2 separate regions of the Homo sapiens genome follow, and region 1 is linked to region 2. A link is a loop called in an ENCODE intact Hi-C map of the cell type or tissue named here. Cell type or tissue: heart right ventricle. All regions are shown on one strand. Links, peaks and the distances in the headings refer to the core of each region. The heading gives the core; the rest is flanking DNA.

What was found. A loop is a pair of places that touch in the nucleus more often than their neighbours do. Peaks named below come from ENCODE experiments on the same cell type or tissue, not always from the same donor. Only the 100,000 strongest peaks of a DNase experiment are listed, where the experiment ranks them.
Region 1: a loop joins it to region 2, with 2.2 times the contacts of the local background. A loop is called at or near these places in 9 of 110 quality-filtered maps.

The regions. Positions count from the first base shown.
Region 1 is chr3:140,953,603-140,956,421 of GRCh38, forward strand. The region is part of intron 1 of SLC25A36 (solute carrier family 25 member 36); the gene reads left to right. Among named protein-coding and RNA genes, the nearest start is that of SLC25A36, 13 kb to the left of the region's middle. In heart right ventricle, for the core only: no CTCF peak of the experiment used is centred there; no DNase peak of the experiment used is centred there; H3K27ac peaks cover 1,074 bases.
Region 2 is chr3:140,903,318-140,906,136 of GRCh38, forward strand. No RefSeq gene overlaps it. Among named protein-coding and RNA genes, the nearest start is that of SLC25A36, 37 kb to the right of the region's middle. In heart right ventricle, for the core only: no CTCF peak of the experiment used is centred there; no DNase peak of the experiment used is centred there.

The sequences.
Region 1 (2,819 bases), core at 310-2,809, 50 kb after region 2:
TTAAATGTATGCTGTTTATTGACTTTTGGCAGATGTATAAAGTCATTTAAACACTACCATAGTCAGGATATTGGCTGGGCCTAGTGGTTCATGCTTATAATCCCCGTACTTTGGAAGCCTGAAGTGGGAGGATTCCTTGAGGCTAGGAGTTCAAGACCAGTTTGTGCAACATAGCAAGACCCTGTCTCAACAAAAAAATTTTAAAAAATTTAAAAAATTTAGCTGTGCATGGTGGCATGTGCCTGTAGTCCCAGCTGCTAGGGAGGCTGAAGCAGGAGGACTGTTTGAACCCAGGAGTTCAAGGCTACAGTGAGCTATGATCGTGCCACTGCACTCCAGCCTTGGTGACAGAGCAAGACACTATCTCAAAAGAAAAAAAGAAAAGGGATATTGAACAGTTTTTGTTATTCCAAGAATTCCCCCACACCCCTTGAAGTCACTTTCTTCCCTCTCCTCTACCCCTTGGAAACCACTGATCTCATTTCTGTTCCTCTCATTTTGCCTTTTCTAGAATATCATAAAAGTGTTTGCTTAACGAGGGGGATAATTTTTTTAACGTCAAAAATAAAAGCCTTTTGTGCTTAGCTTTTTCAATTAGCATAATGCTTTTGAGATTTACCCAGGTGGTGGCTTTTTACTGCAGAATAGTATTCTATTATATAGTTGTACCACAGTTTGCTTCCACTAGTTGATGGACATTTGGGTTGTTCCCAGTTTTTAGCTATGAATAAGTATAGCTATTATAAACATTCATGAACAAGTCTTTCTGTGGACATGTCTGTTCATTTCTCTTGGGTCAGTACCTACAAGTGAGATAGGGCTGTGTGGCAGTGTTATGTTTAACTCTGTAAGAAACTGACAAACTGCTTTCTAAAATGCCTGTACCATTTTTAATTCCCACCAGCAGTGTAAGAGATTTCCAGTTCAGCGGTTGGCTGTTTGTTGGTCAGTCTTTTTAATTCTAGCCATTTAATAGATGGGCAGTAGTATCTTATAATGGATCTACTTTGCATTTCCCTGATGACAAATGATTTGCAGAATTCTGTGTGTTTATTTGCGTCTATGTATCACTATCTGTTAAATCTCTTACTGAATTACTTGATTTTATTCCTGACTGTAAGCACTTTTGCAGGTAATGATTTGTAAATATTTGTTCTCAGTCTATGGCTTTCATTTTCTTCTCAGTTTCTTTCATTGTGTTAGCAGTTTCTTTCAGAGTAGAAGTTTTTAGTTTTGATAAGGTCCAGTTTTTCAGTTTTTTTCTTTAATGATTTGTGCTTCTTTTGATGTCCATATAAGAAGTCTGTGCCTAACGCAAAGTTAAAAGATTTTTTTCCAGATGTTTTTTTCCTAGATGTTTTATAGTTTCATCATTTTAAACTTAGGTCTGTGATCCATTTCGAGTTAATTTTAAAATGTACTGTGAGGTAAGGGGCATGTTTTTTATTTTACATATAATGTTCTTTATTTTTTAATAGTTTTGTTGCATAAGTTTTTCACTCTAGTTGCATACAGTTTGGTTTTATCTTATTTTCTTTGTGGCATATACTAATACACCAATATGACATATTTTTATCTTTTAAAATTTCTTTTACATTCTATTCGGAGTGATATTAACATTGCCATGCCTGCTTTCCTTTATATATATGTGTGTGTGTTTTTTTTATTGTGGAGGTAGAATTGTTTAGTGTATTATTGCATGGGTTGCTTTTCTTTTTCTTCTTTTAATGCCCATTTTGAAGGTCCACGTTAACCTGACTCAACTAGCTTTTCTCTTTCACCGCACTAAGAGCTTTTCTGAGTGATTTTCCCTTTTGGTTAGAAAGCAGTTCTAAAGGCTTCACTTGGTAGTTATTAATGTTTTAAGAGGAAATTATTTTCTACTCTTGTATTTTAAAATAAGAAAATAATAATTACTCAGCCTATATCTTACATACCTTTTAAACAGTTCAATGTCATTAAGAGCTTTTGTTATTATTGTTCTGGTGATCAGTCCTTTTATTTAAGTTGGATTCTTCTAACAAGCCTACCTACATTGTACAGTTTTCCACGTGTAGGCCTGACAGGTATTAATTGTGAGACTCAAATGCCAATTTTTTTTCTTTTTTGAGACAGGGTCTCACTCTGTTGCCCAGGCTAGAGTGCAGTGGCCTGATCATATTCACTGTAGCCCTGAACTCCTATGCTCACACAGTTTTCCCACCTCAGCCTCCCGAGTAGCCAGGACTACATGCATGCCCCACCACACCTGGCTAATTTTTTAAACAAATTTTTTGTAAAGTGGTGTCTGGCTATGTTGCCCAGGCTGATGTCAAACTGGCCTCAAACCATCCTCTTGTCTCCTCCCAAAGCTCTGGGATTACATGTGTGAGCCATGCGCCCAGCCCTCAAATGCTGTATTTTTTTGTAGGTGAAATACTTCTGAATATTTGGGGATTTAAAATAAGAGAACTATGTATGGTTAACTATCAGTGAGTTCTTCCTTATTGTTCAGAAGACCATTTCTTCAGTTTGAAAGGACAGGAGTTTGAAAGATAGGATATACTTCAAAGAATGGCCTAGATTTTAACAGAGCCACAAGTTATATATATACATGAGTACTAAATCAAACCTTAGGACAGTATTTAAAGCCATTATGTGACTTACCAGTACAATTTTAGTAACAGCACCTATCAGTTGAAGTGTTTAGCAGTTATTCTTGCCAGATAGTTACTAAGCTGTGTTCATTTTAGTTACTGAAGAAGTTTGTATGAAATCAAATAATGGAATCTCTTAAAAATCAGTTTAGTCATCTAACATTAAAAATTATAAATTTTAGT
Region 2 (2,819 bases), core at 284-2,783:
GAAAAAATACAGTATAAAAGATTTAAAAAGTGTGACACCTGGATAGGGCACTTAACCATGAATGGAATTTGTAGGACTGGAGTTCCTCTGGGTGAGTCAGTGAGTGAGTGGTGAGTGAATGTGAAGGCCTAGGACATTACTGTATATTATTTTAGAGCCTATAAAGACTGTACACTTAGGCTATTCCAAATTTATTAAAAATATTTTTCTTTCTTCAATAATAAATTAACCTTAGCTTACTGTACTGTTTTATTTTATAAACTTTTTAATTTTTTTAACTTTTTGACTCTGTTGTAATAACACTTAATTTAAAACACAAACACGTTGTATAGCCATACAAAAATATGTTCATTCTTTATATCTTTATAAGCATTTTTTTTTTTTACTTTTTAACCTTTTTGTTAAAAAATAAGACACAAACAAACACATTAGTCTGGGCTTACAGAAGGTTAGGATCATCAATACCGTTGTCTTCCACCTCCACATCTTGTCCCACAGGAAGGTGTTCAGGGACAACAACATGCATGGAGCTGTCATCTATAAGAATGCCTTCTCACACCTGTAATCCCAGCATTTTGGGAGGCTGAGGAAGCCAGATCACTTGAGGTCAGGAGTTTGAGACCAGCCTGGCCAACATGGTAAAACCCTGTCTCTACTAAAAATACAAAAAAAATAGCTAGGCTCAGTGGTGCATGCCTGTAATCCCGGATACTCTGGAGACTGAGGTGGGAGAATCACTTGAATTCAGGAGGTGGAGGTTGCAGTGAACTGAGATCGGCACCACTGCACTCCAGCCTGGGCGACCGAGTGAGACTCAAAAAAAAAAAAAAAATGCCTTCTTCCATAATATCTCCTGAAGGACCTGCATAAGGTTGTTTTACATTTTTTATAAGTAGAAAAAGCACATTCTAAAGTAACAGTAAAAATTAGAGTACAGTAAATACATAACCCAGTAACATAGCCATTTATTATCATTATCAAGTATTATTTCCTGTACATAATTGTATGTACTATACTTTTATAGGACTGGCAGAGCTGTGCATTTGTTTACACCAGCATCACCACAAACATGTGAGTAGTTCATCGTGCTACAGCGTTAGGATGGCTACAGGGTCAATAGGCAATAGGAAAGTTTCAGCTCCATTATAATCTTATGGAACCACCATGGTATGTATGGTCCATATTTGACTGAAACATCATTATGTAGCACATGACTTATATACTCCACCGAGGTGAGAAATTTACATTTTAATCTAAGAACAATGGGAACTCATTGATGAGTTTTAAATTACCAGAATCAGGTAAATGGTTTATGCTTTAAAAGGATCACTCTGGGTGGAGTAAAGAAGAGAGTGAGACAAGAGTGAAAGCAGAGAGACTGGTTAAGTGGCTCTGGCAGTCATCCAGGCTGGAGATGAGGGAGCCTGGGCTATGGTGGAGACAGTGGAGATGGTGAGAACTGGGTCTCTAAAATCTACTTGGGAAGTGGAGAACATAGTACTTGCATATAGAAGCAGAAGTGAGAGAAAAATCAAAGATGACTCTTAGGTCTTTTCCATAAGGCAGTGGTAGTTCCACTTACAAAGATAAGGAAGACAGAGGCAAGCAGGCTGGAGTGGGAGCAGGAGGAAATCAAAAGTTCAGTTTAAAGAATGTCAAGTTTGAGGCACTAAATGGTCATCTCTGATAGGCAGCTGGATATTCAAACCTGAGGCTCAGCCAGGAGGTTGAGGTTGGAGATGTCAGTTTGGGAGTTTGAGGGCCAATTTTATAAGTCAAGTTGCCTGGGCTAGAGTCCCCAGTTAATCAAATATTAATCTAGGTGTTACTGTGAAAATATTTTATTGCTGTGACTAAAGCTCATAATCAGTTGAATTTAAGTTAAGGGAGATTATCCTGATTCAATCAATTGCAAGACCTTAAAAGTAGAACTGAGGCTTCCCTGAGAAAGAAGAAGTTTTGCCTATGAACAGCAGTTCACCCCATGCCCAAGAGCTGCTCTTCCTGACAGCCTGTGCTATGTAAGAATCATATAAGAAATGCCTTGCAATAAATCTTTTAATATATATTCTTACTTGCCCTCTTTTTCTGGTTGAATCCTGTCCGATATAGGAGTCCTCAAACAAATACATGACACAGATGATATCTTATGCCAAGGCTTGTCCAACTTGCAGTCTGAGGGTCACATGCCACAGAGAACGGCTTTGAATGCGGCCCAAAACAAATTTATAAATTTTCTTAAAACATTATGAGATTTTTTGTGATTTTTTTTTTAGCTCATCAGCTATTGCCAGTGTTAGTGTATTCTATTTGTGGCCCAAGACTATTCTTCTTCCAATGTGTTCCAGGGAAGCCAAAAGATTGGACACCCCTGTCTTAAACCATAAGACTGTGTGAGGTCTCCCAGAAAAAGAAAAGAGAAGGACCAAGGACAGAGCCCAGAGTACACCAACATTTAGAGGTCAGTTAAAAGAGAAAAAGAAACTGAGAAGGAATAGCCAATGGCGTAGTTTTCCCTTCTTAGTGTTTATTAGGTTTGGCAATACAGAAGTCATTGGCAAACTTAGTAAGAGTGACCATTTTTGTAGAATAGCGAGACCAGAAGCCATATGCCTCATGTGCCTTCATCTTGAATCTTCACAGCAACCCTTAAAGCTAAGCATCATTAACCTCCCGTATTATTCAATATTATGCACGGTGTTGAAGACTGAAGCTCTTGAGCCTGAGTGCCTGAGTTCAAATCCTGTCCCCTCTGCCTACTGACTGTGTTACCTGGCACATTATTTAACCAGTTGAACCTCAGTTTTCTCACCTGTAAA